5 separate regions of the Mus musculus genome follow, and all the other regions are linked to region 1. The links are chromatin loops, found by intact Hi-C in ENCODE. Cell type or tissue: heart. All regions are shown on one strand.

Evidence for each region. Hi-C counts contacts between places; a loop is a spot of excess contacts. Peaks named below come from ENCODE experiments on the same cell type or tissue, not always from the same donor. Only the 100,000 strongest peaks of a DNase experiment are listed, where the experiment ranks them.
Region 2: it touches region 1 in a loop (4-fold over the local background); 10 of 42 quality-filtered maps call a loop at or near these places.
Region 3: it touches region 1 in a loop (3-fold over the local background); 10 of 42 quality-filtered maps call a loop at or near these places.
Region 4: it touches region 1 in a loop (2.2-fold over the local background); 7 of 42 quality-filtered maps call a loop at or near these places.
Region 5: a loop joins it to region 1, with 2.2 times the contacts of the local background. A loop is called at or near these places in 5 of 42 quality-filtered maps.

The regions. Positions count from the first base shown.
Region 1 is chr14:60,633,133-60,638,132 of GRCm38, reverse strand. Spata13 (spermatogenesis associated 13) reads right to left here and starts at 3,428. Exons shown (of 13, transcript NM_001033272.2): 1 at 3,269-3,428. In heart, a CTCF peak has its summit at 3,069; DNase peaks (open chromatin) are centred at 3,112 and 3,532; H3K4me3 peaks cover 2,543 bases; H3K27ac peaks cover 1,972 bases; H3K27me3 peaks cover 1,623 bases.
Region 2 is chr14:60,523,290-60,528,289 of GRCm38, reverse strand. It overlaps a transcript of Spata13 not described here. Among named protein-coding and RNA genes, the nearest start is that of Gm41166, 97 kb to the left of the region's middle. In heart, a CTCF peak has its summit at 2,804 (motif pointing left); DNase peaks (open chromatin) are centred at 139 and 2,799.
Region 3 is chr14:60,529,723-60,534,722 of GRCm38, reverse strand. It overlaps a transcript of Spata13 not described here. Among named protein-coding and RNA genes, the nearest start is that of Gm41166, 91 kb to the left of the region's middle. In heart, CTCF peaks have their summits at 2,772 (motif pointing left) and 4,766 (motif pointing left); DNase peaks (open chromatin) are centred at 3,552 and 4,432; H3K27ac peaks cover 548 bases; H3K27me3 peaks cover 388 bases.
Region 4 is chr14:60,584,471-60,589,470 of GRCm38, reverse strand. It overlaps a transcript of Spata13 not described here. Among named protein-coding and RNA genes, the nearest start is that of Gm41166, 36 kb to the left of the region's middle. In heart, no CTCF peak of the experiment used is centred here; a DNase peak (open chromatin) is centred at 2,190; H3K27ac peaks cover 1,393 bases.
Region 5 is chr14:60,558,220-60,563,219 of GRCm38, reverse strand. It overlaps a transcript of Spata13 not described here. Among named protein-coding and RNA genes, the nearest start is that of Gm41166, 62 kb to the left of the region's middle. In heart, CTCF peaks have their summits at 2,912 (motif pointing right) and 2,924 (motif pointing right); no DNase peak of the experiment used is centred here.

The DNA of each region.
Region 1 (5,000 bases):
ACCCACGTGTTCAGATGCCACCTTAAAGAGCCAGAACTAAATTGAAACGGCATGTGCCAATGTCCGAATTTACCAGGAGCCACAGCTCCTTGGGGGCCTATCAAGCATCACACCCTGCCAGAGCCAGAAAAGGATGCAGATTCCTCTGGATCCTCACGGTCACGGCCCGGCTCTCCTGTCCTGGTCATTCTCAGTTCAGTAAGCAGAACCCATCTCTCTACCTTTGTCGAAGGCGCTGAGGCGGCACACTTGCCTCAGCAAACTGTAGGCTCCACTCACAGAAACACAAGAGAATTCACATGCCTCTAATACGACAGACAGTCATGGATGCAAATCTCACTGCTGACAGCGGGGCTCTGGGCATGGTGGCTTCCCTGAACCTCCAGACTCCACTGTGGAACCCAGCTGCCACCATCAGAGCCACAGAGAACAGACGACACGCACAGATGTTTTCTCCCTCCTCCCAAGAAGCTCACGGCCACTCCTGCATGAAACGTACATTTCAGTGTACCTTCTGTACTTTGTAATGATGCAATTCTCCCAGGAAAGGGAAGGAGAGGCAGAGCACTCCAGCTGCTGACGTTGAAATCCCTACGTGCCATGTGGTCTGCCTAGAGAAAGCTGTTCATTCTTGTTGCTCTGGGAAGAACCACTCTTCTAAAAACACCTGAACGTATACATATTTCTGTGATGTTTTACCCCACTTATGCCATCACATGTCTCAAAGGCAAATATTTTCTTCTTATGTCTTTAAGGCTTCCTCCAAAAAAAGGAAACCTACAGATGATTCTACACGAAACATGCAGTTCTACTGCTGTGTAGCTCAGAAAAAGGACGGGAAATGAAGTTGCTTTCCACACTGAGCTGTAGGGTCAGGCGTCAGTCCTGGGATGCTGCGGCTGCTGGACAAATTTGTCTCTTTATGTCTGGGCCAAGTTCCCCGCTGGGTGGATTCTAACGTCCCTTCCAGCTAATAAAGTCTGTAACTCCAGCAGTCTCCTTCAGTAAACTTGCAAGTGAAGACTAGCCAGGAAACAACTGATCAAGGTTTAAGACTATAAAATGAAATAGAAATTAAAGGACTCGTGAAGCCGCATGGTTCTCGGAGACCCAAAGGCCCATTCATTCATTGTACTAAAGTGAAACTGAACTCCTGACACAGGAGCCAGTTAGCCATATACTTTTTATGATGTTGTCTTCCCAACGTCCTAGGGTAAAGATGGGAAGCAGGCTGAAGGCAGAGATGGTGACAGCCAGGCTTTCTGAAGGACATCAGCCATTTGACTTTTCCCCAGGCACTGTCCTACAAGAAGAGTAGACTCTATGCCCTAAACTGGCACACACTGCAAAATAAACAAAACATGTCAAATAACAACCTCACTTCCAAAGCTGAATGCCCGACCTGTCTGAGGTCAAGAAGTCACATGGCCCCATGAGACTAAGTCAAACAACACAGTCATGACAAACATGACTGTGGCAGGCTTACCTTCTCTGAACACACCCTTTCCTCATCTGCAAAAGGGGGAGAGTGGTGGGTCTTCCTTGACAGAGACCGAAGGAAGATTTTAAATGAATATTACTGCTTTAGCACACTGTTTGGTAAATTCTGTGTGATCATCACATTAATGTTGGTAATGACATCATTCTAGGGCTGCATGTCCAATTCCACTTCAACAGACAGGCACAGTGGCAGATGGAGAGGCCTGAGAGCCAGGCAGTGTGCCGCTGTGGAAAGGCAGAAGCTCTAGTGACACTTCCAGACTTTCTAGAAAAAACAAAACAAAACAAAAAACTAAGTCTGTGAGGTAACTCGGGGCTAACTGGAAAGGAGGAAACTGAGCCTAGTGGTGTTCTAGGCCTGTGGGGGGAAGGGAGGACCACAAGGGATCTGAGACCAAGAGAGCTGGGAAAGTCACCAAAGCGTTGGCAGGCTGTGGCTAGGGAGGAAGCAGGTAAAAAGGCCGGAAAAAGAGTGCCCGGTAACACACAGGTCACAAAGAAAGGAAAGGCTCACGAAACGGGTGGGGGTGGGGCGGCAAGTTGGGGGCCAAGGAGGTGAGTGAAAAATAATTAAAACGCTGGATAGAAAGCAACCTCCCCAAAGGCTCTAGAGGGTGGGGGAGGGGCAGAGAACAAGGTTCAGCCCCACTCGGTGGGGGTGCATAATTAACCCGTACCAAGAGAACAATGCGGTGAGGAAGTTTGAAAGGGGGCGATGAATAGCAGGGAAAGGGAGCATTTGCTAGGAAAGGTAAAAAAAAAAAAAAGAAAACAAGAGTGAGGGGAAAAAAAGCAAACAGGGTGAAATTTCTGTGCTTTAAAAGTGGGATCAAAAAAGATGGGCAAAAACCTAGAAGGTCTGGAGAATTTAGAAAACACTAGACAACAGAAATGGGGTGGAAGGGGCCTGAAAAAAATAGTGGGGGAGGGAGAGATACGGCTCTAAGAAGCCTTGGTAACCAGCAGTGAATAAATTCAAATAACTATTCTACTTATCAATGCCATGATCCCATGCTGGGCAGCAACTATAGTAGCTTGGCTCGCTTGTGTTTGCTGTTGGGATTTTTTTGTCTTCTTTCACTCGGGGAAGAAATTTGCTCCGACTCTGCAACTTTGCTGTTAAGAAGTGGGGTCCGCCAGCACAAGCCACCTGAATTCCTCTCCTGCGGCAGTCGTCCCATCCCAGAGTCTAGCCAGTATAGCAATTCCCCATATCCCGAACAGATATGGAGCCAACCCAATTCTGCCAACTCACTCTCTATACAAGTAACGATAAAGTCCCCAAGTCTTTTAGGCTGCGTCCCAGAAGGAGAAACTTGCTTTCTAATCTGAGTGCTCCAATTTAAAACGCAACCCCAATCCCCTCCATGCACAGGTCACGCCCTCCGAGGAAGGAAGCATTCAAGGGGCCAGTGGCGGCCAACCTTTGTCCGTCGTCCTGGCGCAACCCCGCAGCCCGCCCAGCAAGCAGGGAGCGCGGGTAGATAGAGTTTCAGGGTAATCCCTGACGTCCCGGGGGGAAAGGCACCGGCAAGAACAGCACACCGCGCCCTCCCCGGGGGGCGCTGCCGGGCTAGCCCAGAGCAGCCGCTAGCAGGCGGAGCGCTCACGGTGGCGCAACAGGTGAGCAGTCCCAGTCCGTCCCACGAGCCACAAGCAGGAGCTGGCAGCGGGGCACCCTTGGGTCACAGAGGCGCTCAGTTCCTCCGCGATACCCACCCGAGAGCCCGCGCCCCGCAGAGCCTTGCGCCTCTCTGGGTAGCCTCACCTCGACGGTCCCCACTCCACCGAAGCTCCAAAGCCAGCGTGTCCAAGAGGTCCTGCTGCCCAGCCGGCTCCAGCAGGGATGCAGCCGCGAGCTCGCCAGGCTCTGCGCGCCGTGGCCTCCAAGAAAGAGCAGCGCTGATTCCGCCCTCCCGCGCTCAGCCGCCTCCTCCCACGGGCCACGCCCCCAGCCCGCTCCCGAAGCCACGCCTCCACACCGCTCCCCTGAAGCCACGCCCCCGAACCCGCTCCTGGGGTCCTCGCAGCCCTCCTTGCTGGTCCAGCCTCCTCTTCAAGGAGCCACGCCCCCAGCTCATCTTCCTTGCCTCTACCCGCTAGAGAATTTTTTTTCCTTCGACCAACCCCAAACCGTTCGGTTCAAGTCCCCAGGCCAGACCACGCCCTTGGTCTCAGAGGACTCTCTCAACCTACCTCACTTCATTCCCCGCCTCTCACTACCTCCACCCGCTCCACCTCCAGGTTATGCCTTCGTGCCACTCACTCACTCCAAGTCATGCCTCCGCCCTACTAACCTTCTCTAGCAACTCCTCTTTCTCGTTTCATCTTCTCAAAGGATTACTCCCTAGTAAGACCCGGACTCTGTCCCACACCTCCGAGTCCCACTGCGGATCACCGCAGCCACTCACACACTGGCACCATACACGGACTCTTTCTTGCTCCCTACCGGCCAACATGCTGCCTCCGCCCCGGTGAGCTGCTGCGTTGCCTGGGTGACCGCCTGACGCCCACTGTCCCACCTCCTCCTATTGGACTCTTCTCCGTTCAGGCTCAGGGCTATTCTCTGTGCGGGTTCTCCTTTTAAGTCCATGGAAACTCAGCTTTAAGATGCTTTGACCTTCTGTTTTCCCAGAGCCTGGACTATGAACTCTCAAAGAACTCCTACTTTCCTAACTTGGCTCAACTGAGACCACAGAGGGGAAGCAGCTCTTCAATGCCAGGATCTGTGACACACACACACAACCCTTCCAAAATGTGCTGTGGTTATTTCTGAGGAATTCATAAGGCAAGTGCATTCTTTTAAAACTTGTGGTTTGCTGAGACGATTCCTTTGAATGGCAACAATATGCCAGCATGATTATTCTAAATATTAGAAGCTTCTTAACCAAAGAACAATCACTGTCTTAGACAAAAGAACGTGTAATGCACCAATAAAAAAGTTTAAATTAACTTTTAGATTATTTTAATAGAGTAATGCATTTGTTTGAGAATTTCACACAACCTATTTTGATCACATTCACCCTCAATTCTACTCCAACTCTTATTTTGTTTCTATGTGCATGCGTGTCTGTGTGAGTGAGTGTACTCCATTTGTGTGTTCCTGCCTGTGAAGGCAAAGAAAGGAATCACACCTCCTGGAGCTGGAGTTATAAGCGATTGGGGGCCTCTCAATGTGGGTCCTGGGAACCAAGCTGTGGTCTTCAGGAAGGGTAAGAATTGGGCTTAACTGCCGAACCATCTCTCCTCCCTAAATTAATTGTGTGTATGTCTTTAACTACTGAAAAACCCAAGCTGTAATGGAGAGTCCATGCCATTGTGCATCTGTAGAGAACCATGACACACGTGCCAAAGTGAACCCTGTAAACAGGCTGCGTGTGTTGCTTCCTTATGGTCCACCACTTCTGGTTCATGAGCAGGAATGTAAGTACTACAATGCTAATGACAAGATATGGGGGAGGGGGGTCAAAACTCTGTGATTGCCACTCCATATTCTGTAA
Region 2 (5,000 bases), 110 kb after region 1:
TATATATATATATATTTTTAATTCTCTTTGTACTGTGTGGCGGTTTGAATATGTGTGGCCCAGGGAGTTGCTCTCTTAGGGGGCGTGGCTTTATTGGAGGAGTTGTGGCCTTGTTGGAGGAAGTGTGTCACTGTGGGGGTGGACTTTGAAACTCTGCCCAGTGTGGAAGAGCCAGTCTTCTCTTGTTTGCCTTTGGAACAAGATATAGAACTCTCAGCTCCTTTAGTGCCGTGTCTTCCTGCATGCATGCTGCCATGCTTCCTGCTATGATGATAATGGACGGAACCTCTGAGCCTGTAAGCCAGACCCAGTTAAATGTTGTCCTTTATAAGAGCTGCCTTGGTCATGGTGTCTCTTCACAGCAATGAAACCCTAACTAAGACATACTGAAACATTTCCACCAACTCCTGTCATTATTCTTGACCAAAAGAGTCCAATGACCATTTATGCAGCATTTACATTGCACTGCAAATTCCAGGTTGTTTAGAGAAGATGTCAGGTGTAAGATGATGCCTGCTGGGTCTCAGCACATGTGACACCAAGGACCATTTCACAGTCTCTGGGTTGTGGTGTGTTTGGGAACCCTGGAACCAACTGTATACATGTATATACAGTAGACTTTCCAAAGAGACTTTATACTGTAAAGCATTGCCTAATTTGAACTATAGGATGTGCATTTTTAGTGTTCTCATGACTGTTGTCATTGTTAATGCTGCTGCTACTGATATTTTACGGCAAAGGAAATCAACAACTGTAGAATCAAGAGTTTTAGGCTCCTCATCATGTTCAGGGTTAGAACTCAGACATTCCTTAGCCTGAATCCTAAATTTAAGTAGCTGAGGACTTAGCCCCTATGCGTAGCCCCTATGCCTGTTTCACTGTTTGTTAAATTAATTGTATAACTGCTTCCCTTGTCTTAAGTCTCTTTTCTCCTTTCTTCTTGTTATTTTTTGTCTTCTGGTTTCTTAAGATGAATTCTAACTCTTATTTTAAATTTTTCATTATACTAAAGACAGCGTTTAAAGCCATTTTCTCCAAAGACAACTTTTTGTGCATGCTGTAGGTCTGCTATGAGGACTCTTGGTGTGCACGCGCGCGCGCTTGTGTGTGTGTGTGTGTGTGTGTGTGTGTGTGTGTGTGTGTGTGTGTGTGCCCAGAAGAGGGTATTGGACACCCTGGAGTCACTGTGTGGGTGCTGGGAACCAGACCCTGGTCTTTTGCATAAGAAGCCAGTGCTCTTGACTGCTGAGCTGTCGTTCTCTTGCCTTCTTGCTGAATGACTCACTGCAGCCTCGGCTTCCTGCTTGCTCGGGAACATTTAATGAATGCACTTTGTTTTCTAAATAGAGAACTTTTATATGATTCATCTGTTCGGGGCTGGGGGGGTGGGGGGTGGTAAGAGACTGATGACTCTAAACTCTACTTTCTTAAACTCTCTGAAATGTCCTTCGTCATCAAGGTTCTGACAAATGCTATAAAATTTATCTTTTAAAAGATGAGAAATAAGGAAAAGTTACATATTTTCAACTTTGTGATGCAAATTTTACATATATTTTTTGCATGAGGAAAGACTTCTTTCAGATTCTATTTGTCTTTGATTATTTGAGGTCAATTCACTTGAATTCTTCAGTGAGAATATTGAAAGCCTTCATTATATCTGTGCCCCATCAAGTTCTGTTTACATTTTTGTTGCTCCATGTGTTTGGGCCTGCGTTGTTGGTATAGACAGGTGCTTTAATTTATCTAAATGACATAATGTAATATTGAACGTGCAGTAGGTCTACCTGTCAGTCACCTGGGGATTGCAAATAAAATGCACAATGAGGCACATGAAGTGTGAGAGAGAATTTACATATCAACTTTCTGTGCTAAGGGATGCCCGGGTAGCAGGTAACTCACTGCTATTTCTGGGTATGTCTGAGAGGCTGTTTCCAGGAGGAAAGGAGGTCGTTTCTCCCCAGTGTGAGCACCATCCACTTAATCAAGGGCCAAGTCAGGACAAAAGCCACAAGGTAGAGTGACTTTGGTGAAGACAAGACAGCAGTAACAAAACTCACAGTGACCAAAAGGGTAGAAGGAAGCCAGGTTGCTGGGCCGATCTGGGCCTGCCCTTGGGCTTGGGACATCTAGTTCTTGGCCCTGTGGACTAAGGGACAGTACGTGGAGAGGTGCTGGCTTCCCTGTTCTCAGACCTTAGGGTGTGGGCTGAGCACATCACCAGTTTTCCTGATTCTCTGGCTTACAGAAAGGAGATCCTGGAACCTATAGCTTTCACAATAGTACCAGCCAGTCTCTCCAGATGACTCTCCTTCTCTATGTCTATGCAGAAATGCACAAACTGTTTATATTCTGTCGGTCCCGTTCCTCTGGAGACTCGGAACCCAAAGAAAAGAGATTTCCATACTGCTTGTTGAAGATGAGGCCACTACACTCCCCTGAGTATAGATGGGATGGACTGAAGCTGATCGACACCCATGCCTTCCGGTCAGCAGTGCAGGTTCAGATATAGAAGGCACACACAAGCACGTCACAGTGGCACAGCTACAGAGTCCACACTCTGCAAATGCGAATCCCATCAGTGTTGGGATGAATAACGGAAGTATCAGGTGTTCGGCACCTATAGAGCCACACCTATAGAGCCAAAGGGACAGACAAGCTATTGCTCTACAGGTGTCATGGTATGCCTTGCAAACGAGAGGGAAAGAAACCAAGCACAAAATGGTACAAACTGCATGCCTCCATTTGTGTAAATTACTGACCAGGATGTCAGATAGTGGATATAGGATCAAGGGTGCCCTCTAGTGGTGAGTTGTGAGCAGACAGAAGGATGTAGCCCTGGCTGTCCTGGAACTCACTTTGTAGCTGGCTTTGAACTTAGAAACCCACCTGCCTCTGCCTCCCGAGTGCTGGAATTAAAGGCGTGCACCACCACCGCCCAGCTGGAATCCATTTCTTAATCTAAGTTGTAGCACATGTTTTTGCAGGCTGGGGAAATCAAGGGAGCTGAACACTAGCAAGGTATGAATGTCTCTGCATATGCAATGACCTACAGATGCTTTGTTTTTTGTTTTTATCATCATTTAAAATCTAATATAGAGCTGTGCACAGGATCCACAATGAGATGGAAACTGCTACAATTTGCCTTTTTACAAGGTACATTCAAATCTCAGAGGAAACCAGAGGCACTGCGCTCATTTCTCTGATAAGTCATACAGTTTCCTTTTCTGGGCTGCTCAGTGGGCGTGAGAACTGTGACCCCATTTTATAGAGTACGAAAATGAAACTCAAGGGCTAGAGACGGTTCAGTGGTTCAAAGCACTGGCTGCTCTCTCAGAGGACCAGGCTTTGAGTCCCAGTATCCTCATGGTGGTTCACAACCATCTGTAACTCCAGTGTCAGGGACCTGACAGGCTCTTCTGGCCTCTGGGCACCAGGCATGCATATGCTGCAGGACATACAGGCAGACCAAACACCCACACACATACACTCAATTAAAAAAATACTTTTTAAGAAACAAATGAAAATGAGCCCAGCCTGGAAGCCATCTGCCTGTGCATCTCCCGGTTATAATCTCTCCGACTAAAGGCAGTAGTCCTCAGCACCACCTTGGTCCATGTTTGCCTGCTGGAGTCCCAAGTCACAGGAACCCTGTGACTCTGCCTTTTAATTTCTCTCCATGAAGTACAAAGAAGATCTTCTCCCAGGACATTTTACATGAGTTGTTTAGAGAGACTCAGAAACTCTCATGAAGCCACAGTGTCCCTCCATCCAACTGTGAGCTTCCCTTGTCTCTTGGTTTAGTTTCACTGCTCTGTGTCATGAGCCTGGCACTGCCACAGTGTCATCTCACCACCAAGTTTCCTCTGTAAGAACATTCCCTCTGACACATTAGCACTGGCGGTGCTTAAAACAACGAAAATGACTTGTATTGTGTGGTCTATCCAATTCAATTATATGCGCATGTGCATGTGTGCATGTGTGTGTGTGTGTGTGTGTGCATGTGTGCATGTGTGTGTTGTGTGTGTGCATGTGTGCATGTGTGTGTGTGCATGTGTGCATGTGTGGATGTGCCTCCTGAGTGCTAGGATTATAGGTGTGTACCACCATACTCAACTTTCAGTTTAGTGATCTTATGGCTTTGTTTGGGACTTGGAGACCTGGGAAAGGGATAGGAGGAGCAAGAGAGAATGGGGGAGGGGAGGCTTAGACGAGCAAAGGACAATGCTATGTATGCATAAAACGTCAAAACAAAACCTAGAACGTTGGATGCTAACTTTAAAAATTAATTCATAAAACACTTATTCAAAGGACCATGTCTGCAAGAAGCGTTGGCACGGAACAGAATAAGGCTGAAGTGCTCACTTTAGAAGCTCATCATGGGGAGGGAAAACATCTTTAGGGTGGTCCAAAGGCTGTGGCTGGGGGTTAAATTCAGCTCTGGGCTTTCTGGAAGAGAGTTATAAATCTCCTTTGATAACAGGAAATAGGTCAGTTATTAAAAGAGACAATTTTTCAGCTGCAGATTCCTAGAGAATATGCCAAGGAGGCCCTCTGAAGGTTCCACAGGGAGGGCACCTGGCAGGTGCCATGAAGCCGGAAATACCACAGACAGGAGAAGCTCACAGACTCAACAGCCTCGAGTTTTATCTTTAGAAAATACGTTCAAAGACGGAAAAAAAATCGAAAAGAATAATGGAGGAAAGAGAGATTTGGGATTACGAGAGGCCCAGGCAATGCAGGCAGGGGGCAGGCAGATCAGCCCCTGAACCTGCCCTGGTTCAAGGTGCCTGGATTCACCAGCACAGGCAAGCTTAGTATTCCTACCATGGTGAGTGAGTGGACAGGCCAGGGCTCTCCGGCTTTAAGCAAAATGCACAATAACATTCTATCAACCTCTATGTACACTGCCACCCAAACAGGAAAGACAAACAAGTGTGCTCCTGTGTCCCTAGGGCAGAGGTGGAGTTAAATGCCCCCACTGTCTTCCCTGCTGCCCTGGC
Region 3 (5,000 bases), 100 kb after region 1:
TCATTCAGAGATGGTGCATTCCTCTCGCCCTCGAGGAGAGTTGGAGGAGGCTGAGCGAATTAGCCAAAGGCATCAGGCCGGCAATACTTAGCAGTGCATGAGGACGGACAGGAAACTCTAGCGCTTCCCTGTGAGCATCACAGAAAGCCTAGCGCCGTGTCTGGCACACGGCGGCCCACCACAACACACATAATGCTGAAGAGAATGAACGGTTGTGGGCTAGTCCATTTGCTCCCCTAATAGTCTCGGGAGGTAGGTACTATTAGCCTCCAACCACTACGGTAAGAACGGGACCAGGTCTGAGATAACAGAGACAGAAAAGGGAGGGGCAGGATTTGAACCCAGGTGCCTCCCTAACGGCATCTGTGATGTGTATGATGTTGTTCTGATGGGGAAGAAATAAATACACAACATGTTTAGCACTGAGGGGGCTGGGGAAACCACTTGGGACCCCCAACAGTGAGAAGATAAGAAATGAGCATGTCTGTGGAATCACAAGCTGGCTCTTTGTAGCACATGTGCAGTGCAGCGCGAGAACCCCTGGCCCTGCAGGCAACAGGCAGCCTTGGGGGCTAATGGAGACTGTAGTTTACACAACCTAATCCTCCAAGGCTGTGTGAAGTAAGACAGGGTACAGCGTTTCTGTTCTTAAGCAGCCTTGTTTTCTTCACAAACACTTTGAATGATGAGTGTGAGCGCACAGTCACAATAAGTCCCCTCCGAAAGGGTTAGCTAAATTTGCTTATTTTTTAAGCGCTGGAGGGCGGATCATCAGAGGGATTAGCAGGAGCACTGCGTGTTCCCTCAGCGTTCCGATCCTCACACGACTGCACGTCTCCTGTGCCTGACCCGAGAAGGCCTCTGCTGGCAGGCTGGGATTTTAGTGTCTCACATTGCTACCTCTGAGAGCAGCTTAGCAATTAATTATTCCCGGGAAACCTCCTATTTAAAAGCTCTTTTGGACAGAGCTCGTTTTGTTAAACTTGACATGCGTCTATCCGAGGTGACTGCAAAGTGCATTTGCGGATCTCTGCAGTCCCATCGTGAGTAGCTTTTCTTCCTGGCTAATGGGCTGGACCCGGACCTGTGGGATTACACACGTGGTCCCTAGAGTGTGCTCTCCAGTGTGGGGGGAATGGAGGCTCCCCGACACGGGGGGAGGGGGGGCATGAGGATCCTTCATGGCATTTTTTATTTTTTTTATATACACTTTGTTCCTTTGTGTGTCAGGATTTTTTTTTAAGTATTAGCATCTGTGTACATGCATTCATTTCCACGGGGGCATGTGGGGGTCAAGGACAAGCGTCAGGAGTCTTCTCTTCTCACTGTGGGTTCCAGGGATCAAACTGAGGCCAGGTTTTTGCTGTGAACGACTTTACCCGTTGAACTATCATGCTGGTCCCTTCACAGTGTCTCAGAGTGACCCCTGGCTATTGTTTGCATCTGAAATGTCCCCCAGAAGCCCACATGTTAGAGCTTGGTAGCTTGGCATTACTGAAGGTGATGGAACCTGGTTAAGAGTTGGGTATACTGGGAAGGTTGCATTAAAGGCGTGTCCACAAAAATTGCATGACCCCAGTCTCTCTTCCTCCTCGCTTTCCCCTTTTGCTTCTGGCCATGGGGGTGAGCATTTGCTCTGCCACACACTGCTACCACCATATGCTGCCTGACAGAGACCCAAAGCAACTGGGCCACAACTGGGCCACCTGCATTGAAATTGTGATCTCACTCGACCTTCTCCTCTTTATAAGTTGAGTTGATTGTTTTGTGCATTTTGTTACAGCAATGGAACTCTAACGCGTTTTTCTTTGTGGACAGCTAGGACAGCGTTTCTTCCATTTTCCTGCGTGGGCAAAGCTATGCAGGGTCTCCATCAGGCTAGAGACACAGACCAGCTTGTTACAGTTTTAGGACCTGTACCACAAGCACATAACCTAGAACAGCTCTTCCTCTGTGCTCTATGAGCCTGATGATGTTGGAAAGACCTCTAACAATTTTTTTGGGACAATGGCATTTTTTCTATTTATTTATTTATTTTACATCCAGATCTCAGCTTCCCCTCCTTATCTCCCCTTTCTCCATTCTCCCCTCCCTTTCTCCTCAGTGAAGGCCAGGTTTTCTGTGGATATCAACCCACCAACATATCAAGTTGCAGTAGGACTAAGCGCATCTTCTCCTATTGAGAAGGCAGCCCAGTTAGGGGAAAGAGCTCCAAAGGCAGGCAACAGAGTCAGAGACAGGCCCTGCTCCTGTTGTTAGGGGACCCAGATGAAGACCAAGCTGCACGTCTGTCACATGTACATAGGAAGACTGGGTCTGACTCTCTGTGAGCCCCTATGTTGTATAAATTTCTACCCATAGCACACAAGAATCAGTTCCTGAGATTGGAAATGGTGTCTGGTCAGGGTTCAAATGGAGACCATACATTTAAGGAACTCCTTTTCCCCCATGTATCTCTTAAAGTTTGAGTCTGAATCATAATCCAAGCCACCAGCCTCTATACAAACTGCTAACCAAAATACTCTTTCCCTCTTAGCAGAAAGACAGCACCTCCCCCCACCCCCAACACAGCCCTGCAGACATGTAGATGTGCAGATGTGCAGGCAAGCAGATGAGCAGATGTGCAGGTGAGCAGATGTACAGATGAGCAGATGTGCAGGTGAGCAGATGTACAGATGAGCAGATGTGCAGGTAAGCAGATATACAGATGTACAGGTAAGCAGATGTACAGATGAGCAGATGTGCCCTTCTCCACCATCTAGTGGCTAGAGAGAAAAATGCTTTCCAGAGCAACACCAGCCCTGGCTTCCACATCCTGCCTGTAACAAGGTGAGCTTACAAGACTGTTAGGTACCCAGCAGGCTCATCACTTTCTTTTCTTGGTGCAATCTAGGGTAAGAATGACTTGACAGATTTCACACCCCTGCTAGGTGATGCTGGGTCTTAAATCCCAAAGTCCTCTTCTGTCTGAATACTGACATTCAGGGAGTCGAGGCTAAGGACCCAAGTTTTAAATGGTAGAGAGACAGCCTCCATGGACCATATTCACAAGGTGTTCGTATCTGAAGCAATGGTGTTTCTCAACACTATCGCTTAGCTTCTGTCAATTGTGATTCTGAGTTAGGACTGGCTTTGAAACTCCAGGCAAGTAAATTTCTTCTAAGACCTTTGTCTAAATTTTGTGATTAAAAAATGGAAGAAATCAGAAACATTGTTGCTAGCTAAGCGCTTGGTGCTTTATATCTAAAGTAACGATGTCACAGAGGCAGTAACTGAGCTGGAGATACACACAGGTCTTACAGACCCACAATAAAATGCTAAAGGACTAGAGAGACCCTAAGAGCATCAGGAGAGGGTGAGATTTAATGAGAATTGCCAACTATAGCCTCATGCAAGGTGGAGGGGAAATAACCAAAGCTGAGCTTCTTAGTCCCAAAACAGCCCTACAGGAAATTCCGTGGAGCAGTCTTCTATGGAAAACAGGAGATGTATCTTATAAATAATGAGGTGAGCAGAGCCATGAGGAGACAAGGCGCCATAGCGGAAGAGGGGAGACTGGACAAAGGATGGACCTTCCTGGCCAGAAGAAGACAGCATCCGGTGCAATGATAAGGAATGCAGTGTTCAGGTGCTGCCTGTAAAATGTCCTTTACACGGAAGGTTAGTGCATTGTATTGTGCCTAGACAGCTCTTAAAGCAGCCCCACTTTGCATTTTCCTTTTTTTTTTTTCCAGGTTGGTGTTCAGTGAGAGGTGGGGAAGCAGGAAGAGATGATCTGGAGGAATTCCTAATCAATAACTATAACATGATATCTCCTATGATGGATTAAAGGGGTGGAGAGTACGCATAAATACACAGACAACAATACATATTTGCATACAGATTGCTGTTTCATTAGCAGTGACCTTGAATGTAAGTGTTGGCCATTCGGAATTTAAATATTAGGAAGTAACTATTATAATATCAGTGTGAACCCCTTGGAGTCGGAGCGGGGGAGCCTGCAGACCCAGGCTTTGTCTCCGGTTCCTCCATTTGGTGCTGCATTAATAGCAGAAGTCTGAGCGACCGACCCCAGAGGCCCACGGTGGATGGGTGAGTAGAGAAAGCTGATCTCAGCCTGAGGCCAACCGACTCCTCCCTGCCATGAAGAACAGGAAGGCTGAGAAAGAGCACAGTGGGAAAGATAGGTGGGCGGAGCTGCCAGTGGGCCAGAGTGGAGGACAGAAAAACAAACCTCATACAGAGGGCCTATGAGTCCCCAAGCCTGCATACCTCTGTCTCAACTGTCCCCCCAGGACCCCCACTGTGTCCTCCAGGTCCCAGGAGAATCTTCCACCCCAGCTCTTGATGTCTTTAATGTCAGCTCAGATATCTTTAATTTCTGCCAGTCTTTCCTCCCCTTCCCCCAAACCGCCCACCCCCATCAAGTCTCTCATATGACCTCATCTGGGGAGTTTTCTGGGCTCCACTCTCATTGGGCTGTCAATGAGGAACATTCTCTAGACAACCGCACTGTCCTGGGCCAGTGAGGAGTCTAGCAGAATTGTAACAAAGCCATTTTCTTCTCCCAACCCTCACACTGGGAATTCCCTCACACTGGGAATATGACCTCATCCCTGAATCCAGATTATGCATGTGTGCACTCAAGTGCCTTGCCCCTCTCCCCCCGCCCCCGCCCCCATGCCATCGTGGCTGTCACTCCAGAACCCCTAAACATGAGGTAAGAGGGAAGCATCCTTAGGCAGAGACCCTAGAGGTGCAGGTAGTGAGGCTGAGGTGGCGTGGCTGGAACAGCTGCCCTCTGCTGGCTGCCTGCCCCCCCTCACAACACTCCCCCCCCCCCCATGGGAAACTTCTTTGTTAGTTTCACATCTTCTTGGCAGGTCAAGCAGACTCTGCACACACACACACCCCACTTCCCCCCCCCCCCCCCCCGTGAAGAAAAATAGATACAGGTGTCTGAAGTCTCAGGAGGGCTCCCCCAGCAGCTTTCTTGAGAA
Region 4 (5,000 bases), 49 kb after region 1:
GTGCTGGCCATTTCACTGCTGGGAGTGTAAGGCAAAGGGCAGAGAGGAGTGTGGGTTATACTGAGACTCCACTGCGTATTTTTATTTCTGATAGTTAAGTATATCAGCAAGCTCAACAGAAATGGGGGCCTACAGTCCACCCAGACATGAGAACATTGCCTTATTTGGAGAACAATAAGGGATAAAACTTCAAAGCCTATTGTGGGGGGAAACTTTAAAATACATCCTATTGTTTTTCATGAATTCCTGATAGTTCAATTTTGCTGACTCAGGACAGGGAAGTAGATGACATAGACTGACTGGCGTTACTTCTGTTTCCACTGTTGCCTCTACCACTGTTTCCCCTCCCTCCTAAGACTCTAACATTGTAACAGTAGCAGCAAAAGAAATCAAGCCTCAATGGCCTAGAGAAGCAAGTGGGTGCTACATCAGTGGTAGACTTTAAAACTTCCTTGAAGACAGAATGAATAGAGCACCCCACCCCCGCCCCCCCAGAACAGGGTGGAATGTTGCCGCCCAGAATATCCACAAAGAGCCCTGGGAAGAATAGTAGAGGCACCTTTCTGAGCAAGCCTCTCAAAAGCTCTGTGTTTGGGGCCCATAAAGTTAAGGGTGAGAAGAAGGCAAAGAGCTGACCTGTGAGTGTGTGATACAAACTGAGGACTACCTGGTGAGCCACAGCCTGAGTCTCCTGGATCCTTACTGTGTGTGGTGAAAGCAGTGAGTGTCCTTAGCAATTCAGAGGGCTCTTCTGAAGAGAACCAAGGAGCGGGCCTGGGAGTCGGCACCCTTTAGCACTTCCCACCCACGCGTGCAGAGGGCATTCCAGGAAGAATTCAAGGGAAACAATCTTAGACTCAATGCTTCCAGAATGCTTAGCCAGGGCGTTATTCTGAAATATAAACAGGCCACATCCACACTGGAAACGAAAAGCTCTCCGGCAACAGGCAGGTCAGAACTGTGATGGCTAAATTCCCAAACCCAGGAGCTGAGACCTAACCGCCTCTGATGGGATTCACAGGGGCAGGGCCTTAAGATATCAGGGCAGAGCCCTCAGGGTGAATTAAGAGCTTTTCAGCACCGAGTTGAAAGTGGTCCCTGGCATTCTTCAGGCACCAGGCCTGGTGGGGTTTTGATATTGAACTTTTAGGAGCAAACTATGAAAAAGGAATGTGACTCAGTCTATGGTGTTTTGTTACACCAGGACACACAGAATAAGAGTGTAAATACATAAATATTGGGAGAGTGATCCAGTGCAGCGAAGGGAACATCCTGATGTCTTGCTAAACTCAGAAATGATATAATTTGTATCTACTGCTCTCTGAAGAAACAATTTATTTAAACAAAAAGCTAATGTGTTTGATTGCATTCTTTCCTAGGATTTAGGATTATCTTATTTTATTGATTACTTGACAACCTTTTGTTGTTGCTGCTGCTGTTTTTGTTGTGGTTGTTGTTCCTTAACAGTACATGGTAGAGATTTTGATCATCCAGGCCTCTCTCTCTCTCTGGGTACCACACTGACTGTGTCCACAGTGTTCCTGGTGAGTGCGAGCACCTAGTGGGTCTGTAGTTATCTTGAGTTGTTCCCCTCCTCCCTTTAACACAGCTACTTTAATTTCTAGAATTTCCTTTCCCTGATAGAGTTATAAAAAGCTTCATTTATTCCTCCATGACTCTGGCAAGCATAAATTTTGTTCTCTCTCTCTCTCTTTTTTCTGCACTTATCACCCCTTCATTTTGGCCTTAATCAGAAAGTTCCCAGGAATACAGTTTCCAGACAGGAAGCAGAAGCCTACCAGTCCCCGCAGTGTTTGCAGGAGTCCCAGTCTCAGAGACATGGAGTCTTTGAGGGTATGAACCCAGGCTTGTTCAGGGCCGTGGCTCTCTGCTTTATCTGGAATCTCCAGCGAATTTAAAGATAAAGAGGTTTTTTCTTTTCTTGTCTCTTTTCTCTACAAGACGAGCTATTATTGTGTTTCTTTTAGCTGGTTCTGTTTTTAGAGCTACAAAGTCGACTCTCCATGAAGGGCCCATGGTCCTCACCTTGAACTTACTTGTCTGTTAAGTTTTCCCTGGTCTGCGAGTCAACTCTCGTGGCCTCAGCTCCAGGAGGTTCCACATGGGAAACAATCACCGGATTGTTGGAACTCAGAGCCGGAACACAATGTGAGAGTTGTTCTGGTGTGGCTCCTGCTGACCTGCTGCTAAACTAAGAGGCTTAGTCTGCGCAGCACAATCCCTGGGCTGCCTTGAGAGGACGAGCAGGAGGCTGAGAATTGGCCGTGACTCTTCCCGGGATGCAACTGAGTACAATTTCACATACAGGGACAAGTCTAGTGTAGAGGAAAATGACTCTTGGTTTGAACAGATGAGAAATGCAAGACGGGGGCTACATTTGGCAGCGGGGGCTTGGGTGGTGGTGCTGGTGACGGTGGTGGTGGGTATTTTATCTTACAGTTTTCAGTTCATTATAGCTTGTCAGAGGATGAACGGGGAGGCAGGGACTGAAACAGAGGCTCTGGAGCATGGAGTAGCACTGCTCACTGCCTTACTCCCACTTCCTGCTCAGTTTGCTTCCTTACATCACTCAGAACTACCCGCCCAAGAGAGGCACCACCCACAGTGAGCTGAGCAGTCCTACAGCGATCATTAATGAAGACATCACCCCCCCAAGCTTGCCAACAGGCAAGTCTTATGCAGTTAGTTCCTCAACTGAGTGTCCCTCTCTACAGAGGAATGGTTATCACGTTAGAGCACAGAACCTGGACTAACCCAAACCTGTATTCCCAGGCCATACCCACTCATGGTGGTCTAGAAAACACCATCCCATTCCCTTGGAGAGCAGAGCTGTGTTTCTTTCCTTTTTTTTATCACACACACACACACACACACACACACACACACACACACACACTCACACCTGTTTTAGTCACACTCTTTAAAGCAATCTGAACATTATCACAGTATAAACTCTGGTAGTAGTCACCCTTCCCTCCCGTCCTCCCAGATCCTCCTCAGTCCTCCCTTCCTACCCATTTGACCCCACATTTTCTCTTTCTCTTTAGAAAACAAACAGGCAAATAAAAATAAACAAACCAAAATTTTACAAAAAAGAAAAAATAAATAAAATATACACACACAGCAAAGCCCGTAAAAATACAAACTTGGAAACCATAATAAAAGAATGAATATATATATGTATATGTATATGTATATGTATATGTATATGTATATGTATATGTATATGTATATGTATATGTATATGTATATGTATATGTATCAAACAAAGCATTATGAGATGAAGATGGCATTGAGTTCTTTTGTGATGGCTGTCTTCTCCTGGACACGAGGCCCACCCTACATTGTAGTCTATATACCCAGTGAGACTGCATTGGAGGAAACAAGTTTTTTCTTTGAGAGTGGCTGCCAGTTAGAGATGACTTCTTGGTTAGAGATGGGAGTTCAGCTTTCTCAGTGCTGGGATGCATCTGCCTTGAACCTGTCATGCTGCCAGCCTCTGTGAGTTCATGTGCACATCAGTCCTGCTGTGTCTAAAGACACTGTTTCTTTGGTGTCGTCCACCCCCTCTGGATCTTCCAATCTTTCCGCCTTCTTTTCTGCATAGCTCCCTGAGCTTCGGAGGGAGGAGGAAATGACAGAGAGTTGTCCCATTTATGACAGAGAGTTCCAAAGGCTTTTACCCTCTGCACATTGTCCAGTTGTGGGTCTGTCTGTATTAGTTCCCGTTTACCAAGGCTGGGAGCTTTCTCTGACGATGACTGAATGAGACACTGATCTGTGGCTATAGCAGAATGTCCTTAGGAGTCACTGCTGTGTTCCTTTAGCAGAACAATAGTATTTGGCTTTCTCCTAGGCCCATGGCTTCACCAGCATCAGATTCTTGGCCACCCTAGCAGTGTTGGGTTCATCCCATTGAGTGGACCTTAAAGCCACTAAGATTGTGGCTGGTTGTTCCCACATTATCTGCGCCACTGTTGTACCAGGGTGCCATGCAGGCAGGTTAGCACTGTAGATCTCAGAGTTTGTAACTGAGTTGGTGGGGTGGTTGCCTTTATCCTCTGGTAGAGTGCAGAATATCTCCTGGTACCATGAACACGAGTCAGCAGGGGTGAGGGTTTAGTTAGGCTCAAGCTCGACTTCTCCATACTCAGTGAGGTTTGTATGATGTGGTGTCTTCAGCAATAGGGACTTACCACCAGGTTGTGGACAGGAACCAATAACCTTGGCAATAGCTTGAGATGTTTGGGGTTTCCATGGGGCCCCTTTAGCCACCAATTCAATTACATGTCACCCATTCCTGGCACTGAGGTTTCTCTTGGTGGTAAAAGATGTGTAGTTGGGGCGTTATCTCCCCTGTTATTTGGTAATTCCATTTAGATTTCTTGTGTGTGTGTGTGTGTGTGTGTGTGTGTGTGTGTCTGTGTGTGTGTGTGTGTGTGTGTGTGTGTGTAATATATAAATTTTTACTACTGTCGGTTTCCATGTGGTTCCCGAAATATACCTTAAATATGCCTTAGTTAGTTGTTCCTACTTCTTCCTCCTCTTCCCCCTTTCCATTCTAGTCCCTCTCCTGTCTCTCCCTAACTATTCTATTTCCCCTGGCTTGAGAGATCCTCATCTTCCCTTAGTTCCTTACTCTATTCCTAACCTCTGTGGTTATACAGATTGTAGTATGCATAGCAAAGGCTTAAAAGCTAACATCCATACACAAGAGAATGCATGCCATATTTGTATTTTTGGGTCAGGGTTATCTCATTCAGGATGATTCTTTTATAGCTACATCCATTTACCTGAAAGCTTGATGATTCCATTTTTTTTCTCTTTTTTTAAATTAGGTATTTTCCTTGTTTACATTTCCAATGCTATCCCAAAGTCCCCCATACCAACCCCCCCAACCCCCTACCCACCCACTCCCCCTTTTTGGCCCTGGCATTCCCCTGTACTGGGGCATATAAAGTTTGCAAGTCCAAAGGGCC
Region 5 (5,000 bases), 75 kb after region 1:
TGAATGAGACACTGCCTCAAAAAATAGAGAACAGGCTGAGGCTGTAACTCAGTGGAAGAACCTTTATGTAGCATGTGTGAAGTCCTGGGTCCAATCCAAGGTGCTGTATTTTTATAAGCCAAAAGTTAAAATATGTTAAAAACACACTAAGCTGCCAAATATGGCAATTTAAAAGGAAACTAATTGTAGTTCAATAGGAAAATATGTTTAAAGAATCAGAGGCCAGCAGAAAGACTCTAAGCTGTACATCAGTGTCCTATTGCAAGGACGAGACACCACGGCCAGAACAACTCATGTAAAGGAAGTCTTTAACTGGGCTGGCTTACAGTTTTAGAGGTTTAGTCCACTATCAGCATGGTAAGGAACATGACAATGTGCAAGTAAACCTGGTACTGGAGAAAGAACTGAGAGTTCTACATGAAGACCTGCAGGCAGCGAGAGAAGAGAGAGACTTGTCCTGGCTTGGGATTTTGAAAACTTCAAAACCCACGCCAGTGACACACTTCCTCCAATAAGACCAACCCCTCTAATCCTTTTAAATAGAGTCACTCTCTGTTGACTAAGCAATCAAATATATGAGCCTCTGGTGGCCACTCATATTCAAAGCACCGCAATCAGTGCACACATTCATTTCTAACTGATCCCAGAAAGGGGTTGCTATTGAATTATCTTAGTTTCTACTACTCTCCTCATGAACTCTCTTATTTCTATTTGCTTCCTGTATTATCTTATTATCATCCCTTTGATGATTTGAATAACTCTGCCTCTTTCTGATTGCTCTTCTTCTAAGAAGAATATCATTCTCCTTTATTATCCAGCACTGTGGCCAGCCAATAACTATATGCAAGAGAGGGAAGCAGAGACCAGGGCTGTGTGGCAGGTGCACACTAAGTATTTAAAACGATTGTGTGATCCCAGAGGCAGGAAGCACCCTCTTTGTAAAGCTGCATCTCAGAGAGCAGCAGGATGCCCAGAAAGCATCATTGGTGATGGATTCCTGCCTGAATCAAGGAAGAGATTCTTAAAAGGTTCTTTGAAGATGGTAGATTAAAGATGAACTTTCCAGAGAGCAGGCTAGACATACTCCCCACAGGTCTATGATAGCAATAAGAAGGCTGTCAACCGCCCTGCTCCCATCCTACCCCAATTCTGTAAATTAACAAAGACTTGCAGCAATCCAAGCGGTGTTTACAAAGGAATAAGTCTGAGTTACTGTAGGAACAGTGAGTTTTATGGTGGTCACCCCTGCCTTCCACCCTTCCCCCTCATACCCAGCTCCAAGTTAGCCTGGAAATCTAAAAGCCTATAGAAAGTATGAAAACCAGCAAATAGCCCTGTGAGGCAACAGCATCCACGGGAGGCCCCCAAAAAGCCACCCCCAGAAAAGACCATTGTCTGGGTTTGATCATTCTCTGGGAACCTGTGTGGAAATAGCTGTGCGTATGTCAGATATGATCAGCCATCATCAGCCATGGACATGTGAGGTAGCAATACCAGTTAGGACTAAGAAAAGGCTGACCAGAAAGGAGACCACAGTGAAGGAGACGCTCCTCTGGAGCTCTGAGAAGCTACAAGGGGCAGCCTCAAGGCTTAGAGAAAGGAGGGGATGCAATCTGAGGCAGAGAGATGGAGCATTGAAGTATGCTGCAGTGACCCGCAGGAAGGCTGGAAGACTTCATACAGCACATTAAAGGAAATCTCTCTTTTGCTGTCAGGAGATCGAATAAGAGAAGAGGCTCAAGAACAGGATTGTAGATCTCATAGAATTACCCAGGAAAAGCCCAAAGCAAGCAAAGGACAGCAGCCACAGTAGGTCCCAGAGATACAGAAGAGAAATTATTTTGTATTTATTATTTTATTAAACTTATTAGATAGTTATTATTTAGTTATCATTCAATTAATATTTATTTTTATATTAAAGTAATATAAATATATTGATTAATATATTTTAATAATAACATTCAGAATGTAAACAATATTACAGTGTATAATAAATAACATAATATAAACAATATAATAAAATAATATATTAATATATATTAATAAATTAAATATAACTTATTTAGTATTTAAAAGATCTACGTTTTTTGTTTTTTGTTTTTTTGGGTTTTTTTTTTTTTTGACTAGATAGAGAATTAGGGTCAGCACAATGGCTCTTCTGTAAGATATTTGCCTGACAAGATTGGTGACTTGGATTCTTTTCCTAGAATCCATGTAAAGACGGAAGGGGATAGCTAATCCCACAAAGTTGTCCTGGCACATGTAAACACACACACACACACACACACACACACACACACACCCCACTCACTAACAATAATAACTGAAAATTTAAATTTAAAAAACAAATACAGGAAATACAGATAAACATGGGAAATAACGCACCCAACGTGTATGTGGACTTAACTTCCATTCCAAGCAGTGTAAAAACAAACAAATAAACAAATGAGAAACAAACAGATCTCTCCTGTCTGATTGCAGATACAGCGATACAGATAAAGAAGTCAGGGACATCAGTGGGGACGTTGTTGGAGAAATACAGACAAGAGATTTTGGAGGTACGACCTTGGGGTGTGACAGTGCACCAAAAGAAAGAGAAGGGATTGGGGGCTCAGTACTCAGTAGGAAGGAGTGGCCAGCCAGCCAGGGAAGGAGCCAGTAAGGTCAGAGGTCAAAGTGCTGAGGCCACATAAGTGGTGAGCACAGAGGCCTCATGGGCAGAGATGTTAATTGATGACACGACCGTGGCAGTTCTGTCAACATCAAATAGTATTCATAAAGCTGTGCACGGATGGGCGAGGCCGGCAAGGGTGAGTGCCACAACCCCCCCCCCCCCCCCGGGGGAGGGGATGCTCTAGTTATGTGTATACACTTGTGACTATGTATGGGTACATGCATGTTGGGTGCCATTCTCGAGGAGACCAGAAGGGGGCATTCGATTCTCTTGAGCTGGAGTCACAGGCAGTTTGGGACACTGGAAAAATGAACTTAGGTTCTCTGCAAGAGCAGTGTGTGCTCTTAATTACTGAGCTGTCCCTCCAGCCCCGTGTATCAGTTTTAACTGATAGCAGCTGCAAATCTACCTTCCAAACGCCTGGGACAGACAACCTAAGCACTGGGGTTGCTAGATTTAGAGAGAAAAACAATTCACAGGCTGTCTGTCGAATGCTGAGTATCTCCCAAACTTCATGTCCTGCAACTTGATGCAACTGGATGGAGGGAATAGCCCAGAGGAGGTGATTACATCAGTAGGTTGGAGACTCATGTCTGAGTAACCCTGGAAAAGGCCTTGGGGAAATGAATGCTTTCTTTCTGTCCCTTTCTCGGAGTTTGTCCCTCCTGGAAGACACAGCTACAGGCACCATCTTGGAAGGGGGGTGCCGAGGTCCTCACCAGACACTGATCCTGATAGTTTGTTGATTTTAGATTTTTATCCTCCAGGACTGCAAAATATGAATTTCTGTTATTTGTAAGTTACCCAGGTCTGTGGCGTTTTGTTATAGTAGCCAAAATAGACTAATTGAGCTCATCTGAATTCTAGAACCACAGCAATCCTTAGGTATGCCTTACATACCGCACATCCAGACCAGATGTTAGGGATTATTTTCCTGTGACTGTGCGCATTCCATCACAGCCCGACTACAGTGGCTGCTGAGGCCCCAGGGGTCTTAGTACCTATTGTGTAGAAACTTACCAGATTTAGAATGAGACCAATTTTTGAACCCGGATGCTTCCACTTGCTAAATATAGGACAACAGGAAAATCCTTTGCTTCTCTGGCCCTTAGAGTCCACAGTGGTGCAAACCCAATGCAGTGAGCTCCCATGTCTTGTTCCACAGCCCCTAGCCCAGTGGTTCTCACTCTTCCTAATGCTGAGACTCCTTACTGCAGTTCCTCAGGCTCTGCTGACTACCAACCATAGAATTATTTTCATTGCTATTTTTATAACTGGGTATAAATAAATGTGATAAATCATAATGTAAATATCTGTTTTCTGATGGTCTTAGGTGACCAGTGTGACAGGGTCATTCAACCCCAAAGGGGTCACGACCCACATTTTAAGAGCCACTGTACTAATCCAACCAATCCTGGGCTATAAATATTCAGAAGAGAAAGCTCCCATGTCTACGCTGGATAGGAACTAAATTTTTCTCATCACCGTTCTCTACATACATAATGAGTCTTCACGTAGATTTACATTGCACGAGGTTTAGTAAGTCATCCCAGAAAAGGTTTAAAGTTGGTGGTGAGGTGTCAGCAGGTCTTGCAGGTAGGACCCATTTTATCAGTACTGAGTATCAGTTGACTTTTGGTACCCAGTGAGATCTAAGTAGTTCCTCCTTCAGGACTTCCTAGGATTGACAGTATTGACACGGGCTTCTCCTGGTGCACTGAACTACTGTGAGAATAACAGTGGGCGTTGTGTGCCTAAATAATGTGTGGGAGTCTTATTCCCATGTGAGTGTGTTACTCCCCGCTTAATAAACTGTTGCTATAAAAGCAGCATGCTGGTTCAGAGAGCCGAGTGCCATTAGATGCAAATCTGTCCAGAGTGTCTGAAAGGCAGATGGAGCAGAAACAGAGGGAGAGGACCACAGCTGCCTGAGACACTCAGTTCCTGTGCTCCACTGCCTTCCTCCTGGGAAATGTCTTTAGGCAGGCCAAGAGGATGTGTCCCTGACCCACAGAGGACTGGAGGGCTGACATACCCGTAAAAGAGACCCACGGGAGGTGTCATGTAACACTATCTAAAGTTAGGCAGAAATATTTCCTACCCTTACCAGCATTTGTGGCGTTTGTGTTTGTCAACAAAACCAGACAGCAGCCCCTGACCACATCTCAGAGAGAACCGTGGCAGATAGTACAGATAGGACCAAGAGCCCAGGGAAGATAAAGGAACCCCAGGGGCACGTGGCTTTTCTGGTTGGTCACTTGAAGTAAGACTCAAGAGCTTTGGGATTCCACATATGAAGGAAGAACTGGAAAGCAAGACAGAGAGG